Linked DNA regions of Homo sapiens: region 2 is linked to region 1. Evidence: chromatin contacts called from ENCODE Hi-C data. All regions are on one chromosome and are shown on one strand. Each heading gives the region's core, a stretch centred on a gene start or an enhancer-like site at or near the end of the contact. The rest is flanking DNA. Distances are from core to core; before and after follow the strand shown. Region 1 overlaps KCND2 (potassium voltage-gated channel subfamily D member 2). Region 2 has its middle 130 kb from the start of FAM3C.

Region 1 (7,636 bases), core at 5,137-7,636:
AACCCAATATTCACCCTTTGACCTAAACATATATCCTGTGTTGGTCAAATTAATTGTAAGATCTGTTGGTTTTCCTTTTAATCATTGAGGACAATATGTGAGACTCTGTAGAACTTCACAGAATCGACTGGCATGTCTCAGCTTAGAGTTTCCTGATTTACATCCTCAGGGTCAAAAGGCATATTTTATGTTAAATGTCCATGCCACACTCCTAATTTAGCCTTGACCAACTCCAAATAATCTACTCTTTTAGGTTAGTTGTAATTGTTATATTTCGACATTAATATTAAGACTTTATTCTTTGGTTTCTTTTTTAATAGGAGATTGGTTAACTGACTTGAATTTTTCACTGGGTTTATATTTTAATTGGATACATTAATTATTATTTGTGAGTTTCTACTAACGTTGGAAAACAGAGGGACTTAGAGCCATTTCAGTTAGAGAGGATAAGATTTCAGTACTCCTAGGTTTAAATGTGTGTGTGTGTGTGCACATGTGAGTCCTAATGTTATAAACTGAATGATTTCTGTGTGTTTAAGAAATGTGAGCCATTGGTCCTAGGTAAAGACAATGGTAAAAGCAAGAACTCTCCAAGTTATTGCCTTACATACCACAGACATTATGGCCATATATTTCCACAGAACAGACACCAGTGGGTTTTTGTTGTTGTTATTTTATTGAATGACTTGAAGCTTGCTAAATGACTTTACTGTCTTATTTTATCAGTATTTAAGCTGATAAAATGTCCCTCTAGGCTTTGGGAAGTCAAGCTATCTATTTTTAATTATTTACAATTTGCTTTAAGTTAATCTTCCCAAGTTGTTCCTGCATTGCTTATCTGATTTTCTTTCTTAGTTTATCTACACGATCCTAGGAAAGAAGGCCCTATATCTATGAACAGACACCTGCACTGTAGAATAAATACTAAAGTATTACCTTGACCCTGCACTAGGATGAAAGAGACTATGGACCAGCCAATATGATTGTCCATTTAAACAACTAATATTAGCACAAATCAAGTTCAGTTTGGTGTCTTCCATTAAACTCATTCATCAAAATAGAAAATGTCATTTCAGTAAGAAGCAAAATATACCCAAGAATATTTCTACAGTCCCTGGTAGGTATGATTACAAATATCAACAAATTCTCCACTTATCTGGTCGGTAGTTGATGCTACTTTCACTTACTCCACTGATATAGTTAAGGTCTTTTGGCCACAACTACAAGGTATGGATTAAAAAGTTAGAAATCATAAGGATTGTTTCTTTATTCTGCATGTATGATGAGCCTCCCAAAGTTATTGACTTTAAAGTTCTCAATTGTAGTATTATAAGTCACTTCTACATTTTGCTAAGTTTAATAATATTCTTCAATTTCTTTAAAATGTATTGATTAACAGCTGAATCATAATTTTTGTTGCTCTGTTTACTTGATGATCAAGGCCAAAGTCCAGTAAAAAGCGACAGGAAGTGTATATTCAGGTTGTAGATTTAGCATTTCTGTTAGATGAATTTTGTAACCTACAGTTTACTTAACAATATATAATTAACATTGTTCCCCATATGATTAAATATTTTTCTATATTGTCATATTGGTAAGATATTTCAGATGTTTTACTTTTCTACCTATTTAAATATATTTGTGTAGTAAATATAGAGTTAAACAATTTAAATTATTTACTGTTAGCAAATTCCTAAATTCCTAAAAATTGATTGCTGTTTCCAAGGACTTGTACAATTTTGAAAAAAAGTACATATACATAACTATATGTGTGTGTATATAAGTGTGTGTGTGTGTGTGTGTGTGTATATATATATATATATATATATATATATATATATATATATATTTGCTCTTTTTCCAGCCAAATATGTTTTAGTTAATTAAATTTCAGCTAGCTGGTTGTAAAGTTGGCTACGTTCTGAATGCATAGCATGGCAATACTAGGAGATTTTATATGTATATACATATATACACACACACACACACACATATATATATATTTAACAGTAAGATGACAATGACCTCATAGAAGTGATAATAGAAAATAAGAACTAATACATCTTGTAAATGAAAAATAGCAAAAATATATATTGAGAATTATCTTGGAAATCATATGAAGCTTCTCTTCTATGATCATTAATTCATTCACCTTTTTAAAAAATTATTTACTGAGCACCTACTATTTTCCAGGCACTGTGCTAGATGACTAGGATACAAAGACCAGTAGGCCATTATCTCAACTTTGTGTCTGTGCAGAATATGTTTACATAAAACAGATTCACTTCTATAAAATGGCTGCAAGAGATGCCTGAATGAAGTGTCTCTAGAGGGAGTGAGTGGGGAAGTTTGTGGAGGCTTTACAGAAAAAATAGTATTTGATCGAGCTCTACTAGTGTAAGTAGGAATTTGTCAAAATGCAAAGATATACAATGCAAACAGTAAAAGGTGTTTTTGTTTGATTTGTTTTGTTTTTAATGAAATGAGGTGGTAGTCAGAAGTATGTTTTGTGTCTACCTTGAATGTGGAGTCACCCACACCTTGCTAAGAAGTTCAGTAATTTGTGCAAAAAGTGAGAAAAAGTTTTTCAATAAAGGAGTGACAAAATGTTTGTACAAGGAAAGTACCCTTAATGGACTAAAGTAGAGGAGAAACTGGTGGCAAGAAAACAATAGGGAAACTGTTAGAGTAGGTCATAGGATAGAGGCCATGTCTTAGACGTGGTGAAAATGAAGAGAAGCTGATAAACCAACCAGCTTGTTACGCTGCCCAGTTCTCTCCCCTCCATAAAGCCTTTTTTAAATCACTCCAGCTGAAGCCAATCTCACCTTTTGCGCTCTTTGCTTGTACTTCCTCTTAACACCCACTTTACATTATCTTAAATTATAATACGTATGTCTTTGTCTCATCAGCTTACAGGACATAAGGCCTTTATTCATCTTGTATTCCCTTTAGTGTTGGCTATTGTATATACTATATAGTAGAAGCATAATATTTTTAAATATTTTATATTTAATATGATATTTAATGATTGGTAGTTGTAACAGCGTATTTGGCTCAGTGATAACTATTATAGCATTCATCACATTATATCGTCTCCCTGACAACATGGGATCAGACTCTGTCATCAGAGTTTATGGTGTATTCATGGTTCTTACATTACATAAGAGAAAAAAACATAGAGAAAAAAACATTAGAGGAAAAAAACAAAGGGCATCTTGCATTTGAGAAAATATAGGTTTTACTTTTACTACTTAAAAATAAAAAATGTTAGCTATCCTGTCATTTATGTAATCTGATATAAAACCTTTAACTTCTCTCTATATAGTATTGTGATCATTGTATTAAAATTTCCCATGTTTCCAAAAACTCCACTTAAACATTTGGAAATAGTTAACAATAAATAATGTGTAGATGCTTCAAAGATTTGTTTTTTATAATGTTATTCTTCACGTAATAATTTTCATATATATTTATCCAATAATTTAACCCTAGCTAATTTTATTTTTACCTTATTTATTTATTTATTTATTTATTTATTTATTTATTCATTTGAAACAGAATCTCCTTGTGTCACCCTGGCTGGAATGCAGTGGTGTGATCTCGGCTCACTATAACCTTGGCCTCCCAGGTTCAAGCAATTCTCCTGCCTCAGCCTCCTGAGTAGCTGGAAGTACAGGTGCCTGCCACCACGCCTGACAAATTTTCATATTTTTAGCAGAGACAGAGTTTGACCATGTTGCCCAGGCTGGTCTCAAACTCCTGACCTCATGTGATTCTCTTGCCTTAGCCTCCCAAAGTGCTGGGATTACAGGCATGAGCCACCGCACCCGGCCTCTAACTAATTTTATAAATTAAAATTTCAGTGACATTGTGTCCATGAAACACCAAAACTCAATTATATTATTTCAAAACATGTTATAATGCCTTACGGAACAGCAGCAAAAATAGGGGTCAAAGCATTTTGACTATTAACATGACTCTTTTGTTTTGACTTTTTAGGTTACACTTGAACACAACAATTTGTATATTAACACATATGCCATATTTAAATATCTGAATGCAAAAGGGTTCTACAATAAGGAGGAGTACTTTAGGCTCCTTGGAGAAAATTTTAAAAAATGTATTTTATGACTTTTTTTCACTATAAACTAAACAGCAAACAACCATACTCCAATAAAGCAAAGTCATGTCACTAAAGTTACTCAGCTATCAAACAACTTTTCAGAATCACCAGAACTGAAAGTAACACGTTTCCATGTGTATCTATTGATTGTCTGTCTTTCCCACTGGAAGGTAATACACTTTTTTCAAACTGTCTTTATACTCCCATAGCCTGTTAAATGACTGGCTCCTAGAAAGCAACAAATTGTTTGTGAAATCAATTAATAAAGTAAATAATTATTTAATCAATTAAAGTAAATAATTATTTAATCAATTAAACTACCACTGTGTTTACCAACAATCCTCAAACTTTAATGTGCATAGAAGTTATGTGCAGAACTTCATTTTAAAATGCAGATATCTAACTCCTGCACACATAGATTCTAATTCAGTAGGCTATGCAGTCTGTGACTGTGCATCTAACAAGGACACCAGTGTTTCTCATTTGGAGCAAAGATCACTCTTTAAAAATATTGATATAAATAACACTAATGAGATCAAGAAAACTTCTTGATTCAGATAACCTTTAGCAAATCTTTGGGCAATTAAGTGTTAATTGATTGTGAATAAAGAGGGTCAAATTAAATGAGCACTGCATGTACTATTAAAAAAAAAAAAGAAGAAGAAGACCTAAAGTGACCATGGGGCACTCTGGTAACTTCTCTGATTCTGTGCCTCTTAGATTTGTGAGGTCAGCATGAGTAGAAGGTAAAAGACAAATTTGGTAATATGGACAGATTACAGGACAGCCTATGGATCCAGTGTTCCAATTGGACTGCATTTGGTGTCACTATCCCATGGTTCAAACTGAGAGAAAAGCAGGGAGCAAAAAATCTAGGACAGATAGCACGGTAGCATCTCAAGATACAGACCATGCAGCTGTACTGACATCAAAAAACGGCCTGAGTGTGACATCTAATCTCAAGACAAACCTGTCTTTTTTCAGTTCCTATTTTAAGCTGCCTTTTTCATGTTAGTAAATGGGAACTAGGGAAGTATGTGCTGTTCCCAGAGTTAGATATGCTTTTGAGGTACTGCCCATTGTGGAAAGTTACATCTAAAACATTTATACTTTCTAATTCACCATAAAACCTTTTAAAAATACTGTACAAATTTATGGACTCTGAGCCAGTTCTACTAAATCAGTATTTCTAGGGAGCACACAGTGGGAATCCATATATATGAGCTATTTAGGTGATTTTGATGATTGACCAGGTATGGGAGCTGTGGCTTTCAAAAGCTTTGATAGATATTTCATTATTAGAAATATTACTGTGTTTATAAGGCGTCAGTCCTCTTCCCCCCATCTTTAGCCACACATTTCTGCCTCTGACACAACTCTTCTCCTCATCTGTTGTCTTAGTAGCCTTCTGTCCAAAATTATCTTGTTGTAGATTTGCTTTGTTATTCTATCCCTTTCCTATAGTAGCACTTTCCTGTATTCAGTTTTCCATCAATTTTGAGTCTAAGACTTATTTTTCTATCCTTTCTTTCTCTCTGAATAACTTATATCCTAAAGCACATTGAAATTGCATGTCATACTGTTATACATACCCCACCACTCTTTTTAAGTATATCCTCATTGGTAGTACATCAGCTGGGCTTAATTTCTAAAAACAAAATTAGGGCCCGATGGCTCAATATTTCTGAATAAGTAACCAAAATTGTTATTGTTATAAGAATGTAAGAAAAGGGTGACAAAATGGTGAATTGCTTTAACAAACGGAAAATGAGTTCAGAATGAAGCAGAATGCCTAAGACATTTTACATCTTGACTTGTTTTAACAAGATTCTAATGCTTTGTATTTCATTTATAGAATAGTTATAGCTTCCCATTGGCTCTGTGCTCCCATTTACTCAGCTACTGTAAATAATAGCCATCAGCAAAGCTTTTGAAATCTTCAGATGAAAGGAACTTAAATTAAGGAAGCTTCCCATGTGCATCCCTTCCCCCACAAAAAAGGATGCTAAGAAAACAAAGAACGGGGAGTACAACGGAATGATTGTAGTAACTGAATGCATTCCAGCTTTTGAAAACGATAAACATTTATTTTCTGACCTAAGTGTTGTTGTTTTTAATTTTTTTAACTTTTTTTTCTCAGTTGAAGCAGGCGATAGTGGATATTATCTTAAGATATGAAAGATATTGAAGGAGGCAGTATCAAGTCAGTTACACTATGTGGATTAATGTTGCAGTAGTTTCTTTCTTTGGTTATTGCCAAGCTAGTTGCTATTTTCAGAGTATTAGTCACATGCTTCTGTACCTGAGAGTGAAATTTTTCATTTCCCTCTAAAGATGATTCATTTTGTTTCTTACAGGAAGAACTTTGATAATAAATTCCAGTGTACTTTTAAAAATGTTCCCAGGGACTTAAAATGAACCTGCAAATATTTAATTTTATATTATCTTTTTGACATAGTTTGCTTACATAATCTACATATTTTGAATAGATGATTAGACCAAGGGAGCTTGCAGTAGATAAGGTTAAAATCTTAATGAAGATTAAACATCTTCTTTTAAAATCTCCTTATATTATTACTGTTGAGTGACAGAATAGATATTCAATCCTTTAAGCCAAGAATGTATAATGGGACTGGTATGTAATAAGTAAACTTGGGAAGCATAACTGGAAATACAGAAGATACTGAACTTACATAACAATGTGTCTGAACTTTAAACGTTTTTGCTTTCCACAGTCTGGCTTTCTCTCCTGCATTGTCCATATGTAAAGATGACTTAGCCAAAGCTCCCAAGCTCCCAAGAGTTGACAAATTCTCCCTTCCAGGGATTAACCCAAACCAAATTATAATATCTTAATCCCAATTCCAAGTTCCTAAAAGAGAGAATTTGTGACTGAGAGAAGAGGATACTCTTCTCCCTCTGCCAGCTAAGAAGATGTCTGAAGAGATGGCAGCTACAGATTGGCCCAGAAATTTAGTCAAATCACCCTATTATTCATGTTTTTTTTTTTTTTCTTTTATAGACAGAGTCTCCCTCGGTCACCCAGGCTGGGGTAAAGTGGTGCGATCATGGCTTACTGCAACCTCTGCCTCCCGTGTTCAAGCAATTCTCCTGCCTCAGCCTCCTGGTAGCTGGAATTACAGGCGATGGCTACCAGGCCCGGCTAATTTTTTTTTTTTTTTTTTTGGTCTTTTTAAAAGAGGCAGGGTCTCATCATGTGGTCAGGCTGGTCTCAAACTTCTGACCTCAAATGATCCACCTGCCTAGGCCTCCCAAAGTACTGGGATTACTGGCATGAGCCACCATGCCAGGTGATTTTTTTTTTTAACGTAAGACTTATAATTGAAAACAATTTCACATTCAAATTTTTAATTTAATTAAAACAACATGAAATACAAGTAAATAATTTTGGGGAAGAAAATACATTTATATAACAACACATATGTCTAATTTTATTGATCAGAGTGACATTTTAAAATGTTTTTTCCAGATATAAACAATGACTGTTTT
Region 2 (7,636 bases), core at 3,122-5,621, 1.1 Mb after region 1:
GGTGTACTTTCTCCACACAATCATTGAAGATCCAGACTGATGATGACTATGTCATCCTAAAAATATCAATTTTATTATCAGCCTGTGTATTAGTCAGGGTTCTCTAGAGGGACAGGACTGATAGGATATATATATATATATATATATATATATATACACACACACATATATGTGTGTATATATATGTGTATATATATGTGTATATATATACACATATATACACATATATAAAGTATATTTATTAAGTTATTAAGTATTAAGTTATTAAGTATTAACTTAAGTATTATTAATACTTAATAATTATTAAGTATGTATTAATAATACTTAATAATTATTAAGTATTAATAATACTTAATAATTATTAAGTATTAACTTACATGATCACAAGGTCCTACAATAGGCTGTCTGCAAGCTGAGAAGCAAAGAGAGCCAGTCCTAGTTATCAAAATTGAAGAACCTGGAGTCTGATATTCGAGGTCAGGAAGCATCCAGCACGGGAGAAAGATGTAGGCTGGGAGGCTAGGCCAGTCTCTCCTTTTCACGTTTTTCTGCCTGCTTTATATTTGCTGGCAGCTGATTAGACGGTGCCCGCCAGATTAGGGGTGGGTCTGCTTTCCCCAGCCCACTGACTCAAATGTTAATCTCCTTTGGCAACACCCTCACAGACACACCCAGGATCAGTATTTTGCATCCTTCAGTCCAATCAAGTTGACAAACAGTATTAACCATCACAGCCTGATAGTTACCACTGCAGTTATCTTGAAAAAGAAAAAGAGCTAAGAGTAGCACAATGGGCATATTTTCTGGTTGAAAGTGGCCCATATCATTTCTCACATTGCAGCTGGGAGAACATAGTCACATGGTCTACTTAGCTAACTTCAAGGGTGGCAGTATGGCCACAAAATAGTTAAACATATTTGGGGGGACGGTTAGTGGTTTCACCGCTAATCTATCATAGGTCACTTAGTTAAAATGGGAAGGTCTTTCCTACAACATACATGCTCATATATAAATGAATTTGGACATTTAAAAATGTACATTTCAGGTACAAAAGAAGTATTCTTATTAAATATGCATGGGAAAGATAGAAGACAGAGGGTGGAGAGTGTTTAGCATTTCCATGGATATAATAACTACCATTTTTTCTGTGCCCATCTAGAGGTCAGTGTTCTCTTTTTATCATTACAGAAACTCATAGGGATTGCTGTCATCATCCCTACTTCTATAGGGAAGGAAACTGAGGCTCAAACAACCTAAGCTCCTTCCTTAAAAAATTGAAAGTAATATATTTATTAATTTTTAGAGCAAAGATTTTCATTCAAGGATGTTGGTTATCATGTCTATGCACAATTCACTGGACTGTGTTGCCTTTAATTTAACAAAAGGGCAAATGAGCCATGAGACCCTGTGAGCTAAGAATGAGCACCACATTTTTCTTATCTTATTTTATATGATTATATCATTGAACTTGATGTTCTTATATATGTATTTAATATATATCACAATCAATCCAAATACATCCTGTAGGAATATATCATAAGCAAAATCACTGACAAACATTTGAGATGGAGAAATATAAATACCTCTCAAAATGTCACCAGTTAGACAAAGTATAAAATAATAAAACACATGTGTATTTATATTTTCATATAAAATATAGATGTTACTGATTAAAACATATTTATTGACCCTTTTCTCAGCTGCTGCTAAGGTTCTTGATCCTTACAGAGAACTTGGCATTGTGTAGAGGAGGGGATCTCACTTCATGCCTGATGGCCACAGGCTCCTCATTCACCTGCAATAAGACCAACTCCAATCTCACTCCTGGGCTCATTCTTTCTGATTATGAGGTGATCGTCACAGAAAATAAAATGGACACCCTCAATAAACAACTGGTATAGGCATTGGAACTTTCTGGCGAGACTTGTTTGCAAGCCTTCCCAATTCCTACTTTCTACCTCTGCATGGCTGAGGTAATAATTAGTTTTATTTAATTGTTTTTTGCACTTATTGTTCCCCTTTACTCCAACTTTCTCAGTTTTTGTTTTATCCTTTAGTGTTTGCATGTATGTCATATAAAGCATCTCAAATTATTTGAAGAATACAGCAGAAAGTGAAGGATGTAAGAAAGAGAGGAGGAGGATGGAGCAATTGAAAGAGGACAAAAGGAGGAATGTGTGGGGAGAAGAGAAGAAAGGAGGAAGAATAGCAATTGTCTGTACTAGAGATTTATTTTGTGCCATTTTTTGTTCTATGAACTTCCACTTACTTGTCACTAATTTTCCTCCTCTAGATGTGTAAATCTTATGTCAACCATTTAAACACACCCAGAAATATACTGATTTCCTTTCTTGAGAGATATTTCTTTCAGAGGCTTTTTAATAGCAGACGTCCTGGGAATTCTCTTTATCTCTTGGAAGGGATCAGCCATTTTCTGTGTCCTATGTCTTCCTCTTTCTTGGCGTACTCCCTCAATTTGGTAGAAAACATCCTCCAAAATATCTCTGAGAAAGGGCCAATGGGTAGAAAAAGTTTTGAAACTGCATATGTGGAAATGTCTTTATTCTATTCTCATGTGTAATTGGTAATTTGGCAGAGTACTAAATTGTAGGGTAGAAATACATTCCAGGTGAAAATGTGAAGATAATTCTCCACTCTTGTCACAGGACAGAAGCACTACTCCAGATATTGCTGTAGAGTGTGGTTTGTTTGATAGAAAAAGATGCAAAGATGGTAACCAGAATCTCATGTGTCTCAGGATCCCCATGAGAGTCTCCTTTCCAGCTGAAGCTTCCTTAAGCATTTTCCAAGAAAGGGAGTATTGCCAACATATCCCTAAAGAGACCCACCAAATTTATATCACCCAGCAGGTGCCAGTATAATAATACACATGAAGCCATATTTCCTAATTAGTCATATCAAAATGATTCAGTTCCAAGCAAGCATCGCAAACTTTTACTATTTGATGCTCTTTTTATTGCACAGTTGCACACCTGCACAGAAGCATCATTTTATTTTCTTAGATCCTAAAGGAAACCAGCCCTCTTTACTGCTAGTGAACTCACTGGGCCTTCTTACTCCCTCTACACTGCTGGCTAGTCACTAAAAATCCTGTCCCTCTTATTCCATGTTGCACAACAATGCTGCATTTTTTCAGCCTTGCTTATAGTTATGATTGCTCTGGTATTAATGCAGTTTTAGTAAAAGTGACGTGTTTTCTTCTTGATCAAAGGCTTTAAGAAAATAATACGTTTCCTACATACTTCCCCCCACCATTTTTCCAGCTGAATGTGGTGATAATGACATTCTAGAGAACAGAAACCCCCAATATAAGAAAGTTCCTTAGTCCCTGATGTACTAAATAAAAACTGCCCATTAACTAGAAACTTTGGATTTTTACCTGAACAAGAAATAAACTAATATGTTTGAGCTATTTTATAGTTTGATTCTATTTTACACAACACCTAATGCCATCCTAATACAGAATGCATTATGATTATTGATGCTTTGTCAGAAATCTTCCTTCCTTCCTTCCTTCCTTTCTTTTTTCCTTCCATCCTTCCTCCCTCCCTCTCTTCTTCTCCCTTTCTCTCTTCTCCTTCCTTCATTCCTTTCTTTCTTTTTCCTCTCTCTCAGTTTCTTTCTTCCTACCCCTGTTTCTCCTAGACTTTTTAGAATCCTCTCGTGGTCACCAGTATTCTGATATTTCAGCATGGTGTATCTTGTTAGGTTTCAATCTTTATGCAGAGAATTCAGTGGATTTTTTTCAATCTGAAATTTTAAAAACTTCATTTCTAGAAAACTATATTTAATTCCTAATTTATCTCCTTCATTTTTCTTTCTTGTAGAAATCCCAGTCAACTTCCTGAACTGGTTCTCTAATTTTCTTACGTGTTTTTCTTTTAATGTTTTTTTCCTCCACCTCCTAAGATTTTCTTCACTTATGAGATCCTAATGATCCCATAATCCTTTTTACTCAAATTCGTTCCAGTGGCTTCTATGTTTTGGCAATCACGAGAGCATAATTAAGAGAGTCATTCTTAAAGGACAGCTGTAGCATTGCAGATATATGCCTGGGAATACTTGTTTTTTGTTTTGTTGTTTGTTTGCTTTTTTGTCCTGTTTCACGTGGAAAAAGCAATGCTCTCTCTGGGAATAGACCTTCCTTTTCTCTGCCTTTCCATTGGCAAGTCATTGGCTGTTGCTTTATTGCCAGTGACTTCAGCATGATCTGTATCAGTCAGGGTAAGCTAGATTACACTACAGTAATAAACAAACTAAAAACTTTCAGGGCTTAAAACAATACAGCTTTATTTCTCACTCCTGATGCATGTCCACGACAGTTCGGTAATGAAACTTTGCTTCTTGTGGTCAGTCAAGGAACTCAGCTGCAAGAGTGGCCACTATCTTACTTGTTTCTGGTTAATGTGACAAAGGAACAAAAAATTTTTTGCGGTCTGGCATTGGTACTTAAGTGCACAGGCCCAGGGGAGCCACACCACACACTGTTCACAACTCTCTGGCTCAAATGAATCACACAGCCCCATTCAAACACAAGGGAGCAAAGACGTGTCAATCTACTCAGCACCCAGGAGGGCAAAACAGGAAACAGTAAACAGTCTAATGACTACAATGACTCATGCAAGAAAAAAGTTAAGTCAAAGTAAGAGTTCATATAATGTATATGTATGTCAATAACCCAAAGTACAGCTGTTTATTCAATAAAAAAACTAGACTAGTTATGAACATCTCCCAGTTGTCTTTGATTTTGTGTATTTATTTGCTTGTATCCAGAAGGCCATTGGTGGTTTTAGATTTTTTTTTATTTGTAGAAGAAGGAAACATTGACTATAATCATCAGCTGCCTTTCTAACACCTTCTAAGAAAAACCTTGGGGTATGTTTCAGCTAAGAGGTGGTAAGATTTCTTAATCATGATCCAAACTGTTTTTAACAAGTTTCAACAAAAACTATATATAGCCAAGAACCACCATCTGTTTCACATATTTTTGTGTCAGTGATAGATGAGGGAAAAAAGCTACTTGAAGTCACTGTCTTGAAGGTCTTTAGAATTGTCCCTTGAAGCCTGTGCTAACATTTTTTTTTTTTTTTTTGCTTTTCCACAATCTCCACAAACTGGCCAGCATTAACTATACGTAAATGGAATTCAATATAATATTTATTTTCAAGAAAAAGAAGGCCTCCTTGCTAAATGGGTCTAAGTATCAATCTTGAGGAGTTTTTTTTTTTTTTTTGCCGTTGTGACTCAGTCTTCATGCCTCCATGTGGAAGTATAAGCATAGAAGTTCCTCAATTTACAAACAGGTTACCTTTCAAAGTGTTTTATTGATGTTCTGGTTGTGTAGAAAACAAAAATGAATTTTCCCATATAAATTACGTTACAATTTGGTGGTTAGATTTCCAGATTTTTATCACAGGAAAGCTTTTCTTCCTTTCCCTTCTATTATCCATCTTCTTCTAAATCCTGCTTTATCTTCTTTGCTAGCTTTGACTGCGTGAAATGGGATTTTAAAGCATCAGATAAAATAAGGTCAAGTGGGGGACAAGTGAGAGGCAGCTGTTTTTACATGGCAGCAGGATTAAGCAGGAAGACAGGCATGTAGCGGCAAGGGAAGAAAGGTGGGGTTGTAGAACTGTCCCTACGACATGTCTTTTCAGCACAGCTTTGCACATAAGAGACTTCAAGTCTGACTCATATAAATTAAAGATTTTTTTTACTGTGTCGTGGAACTTGGCACATAACATTCATTGTCATCATCTGTGTCTGCACTATCCTATCCCCTTGTCTAGATTCTAATCCCATTATCACATTTCAACCTATCTTATGCATAACAGCAGGAGATATCCCATGTGCTAGGTATAGAACTACATGGACAGAACTAAATGTTACTGTGATTCACAGCAACGAGATTTTTTTAAATTTAAACTGGATTTCATTTTGGGTTAGTTAATACGTTAAGATGGTTCAACATTCGAAAGGAAGAAAAGGTATAACAAAAATCTCCCTTCCATATTGTTACTCTGGCAACAAATTCCCTGCTCTAGAATTAACTAATACTGAACTCCTTTTGTTTATCCTTACAGAGATATGTTATGCATATACAAATAAATACATATCTATCTGCCTATCTCTATCCCTTATTTTTCAATTATATAGTTTTCTTTGCATTGTTCTTTCACTTACGATTGTATCTTGGAGATCATTACATGTTACACAATGAATTTCTTGATTTTTTATGACTAACACTCTATTTGTTGGATATACCTACTTTATTTAACCAGCACTCTATTACTGAGCAGTTATTTATTTTTGATATTTTGTTATTACTAAAAATAATACATGTAATAAATTTTCATAAACATCATTTAGAATATGTTTGTTTAAAATATGTATGAATAAATTCCAGGATATATTCAGTATCCACGCAAACGTATCACAAACAAAATACAGATATAATATAGGTTTTATTGGGGATAACCTAAAAACAGAGAAGTAGTGCATTATATGGAGTCCCCTGAAGTCTCATTATTCCACATTAGGGGGTAGGTATAGATGTTCTGAATGCACATTGGCTAAAGTTTCAGCAGACAAAGGCCTACCTGGGTCAGCAGGCTAGATGCATTACAGAAGTACTCCAAGCAGAGAGAGAGCCCCGCGCTATACCATAGTGAGTCTCTAAAGTCTAACACTCAATATAAGTGGTTGGAGTGGCCATCCTTTCCTTGTATCCAATACTGAAAGGGAAGTATCCTTTCACAGTTAGGTATAAATGTTTTCTATGCTTTTAGGGGTTTTGTTTATTTGCAAATGCCTTTGAACAGATTGGAAACTCTCTCTATTTAGAGTTAGCTGGGAGTTTTAAAACAATTTTTAATTGATATTGAATTTTGTCAAACACATTTTTGGCATCTATCGAAATGCTCACATGATTTTTCTTTAACTTGTTAATGTGTTACATTTTTAAACTATCACATCAATCTTGTATTACTGAATTAAACCATAATTAGATACATTGTATTATTCTTTTTATAAATTAATGAATTTGGTTTGGAAATATATTTTTATGCTTATGTTTATGAGTGCTATTGGTTTCTAATTTCCTTTTTCGTAATGTCCATATATAGTTTTAGTATCAAGGTTACTCTTTCCCCATAATATGAATTGGAAAGTGACTTTTCCTCCTCTATTTGTCTACAAGTCTGTGTAAACTTGATATTTCTTCCTAAAGGTTTTATTTCTTTTAATTTTTTAATTGAGACAGAGTCTCGCTCTCTTGCCCAGTCTGGAGTGCAGTGGCACGATCTTGGTTCACCACAATCTCCGCCTCCTAGGTTCAAGTGATCCTCTTGCCTCAGCCTCCTGAGTAAGAGGGACTACAGGCACTCACTACCACGCCTGGCTATTTTTTGTATTTTTAGTGGAGATGGGGTTTCACCATGTTGGCCAGGCTGGTCTCAAACGCCTGACCTCAAGAGATCCACCCACCTTGGCCTCCCAAAGTGCTGGGATTACAGGTGTGAGCCACTGTGCCAGGCCTCCTCCTTTCTTTCCTGAAAATGTGAATTTGTGTGCTGACTTTCTTTCTTTCTTCCTCCCTGTCTCTCTTTGTTCAGTT

Evidence for each region. Hi-C counts contacts between places; a loop is a spot of excess contacts on that map. Pooled maps may share reads with other maps.
Region 2: a loop to region 1 is called in a map with no recorded cell type, with 27 times the contacts of the local background. The contact joins two enhancer-like sites. A Hi-C loop is called at or near these places in 3 of 37 single-sample maps with no recorded cell type and 3 of 50 pooled maps.

What each region holds. Positions count from the first base shown.
Region 1 is chr7:120,396,190-120,403,825 of GRCh38, forward strand. All of the region lies in intron 1 of KCND2 (potassium voltage-gated channel subfamily D member 2), which reads left to right. Among named protein-coding and RNA genes, the nearest start is that of KCND2, 130 kb to the left of the region's middle. Within about 2 kb of position 6,387, at least 5 of the 41 ENCODE cell types and tissues checked have a DNase peak (open chromatin) inside an H3K27ac peak, as active enhancers do.
Region 2 is chr7:121,526,065-121,533,700 of GRCh38, forward strand. No RefSeq gene overlaps it. Among named protein-coding and RNA genes, the nearest start is that of FAM3C, 130 kb to the left of the region's middle. Within about 2 kb of position 4,372, at least 10 of the 41 ENCODE cell types and tissues checked have a DNase peak (open chromatin) inside an H3K27ac peak, as active enhancers do.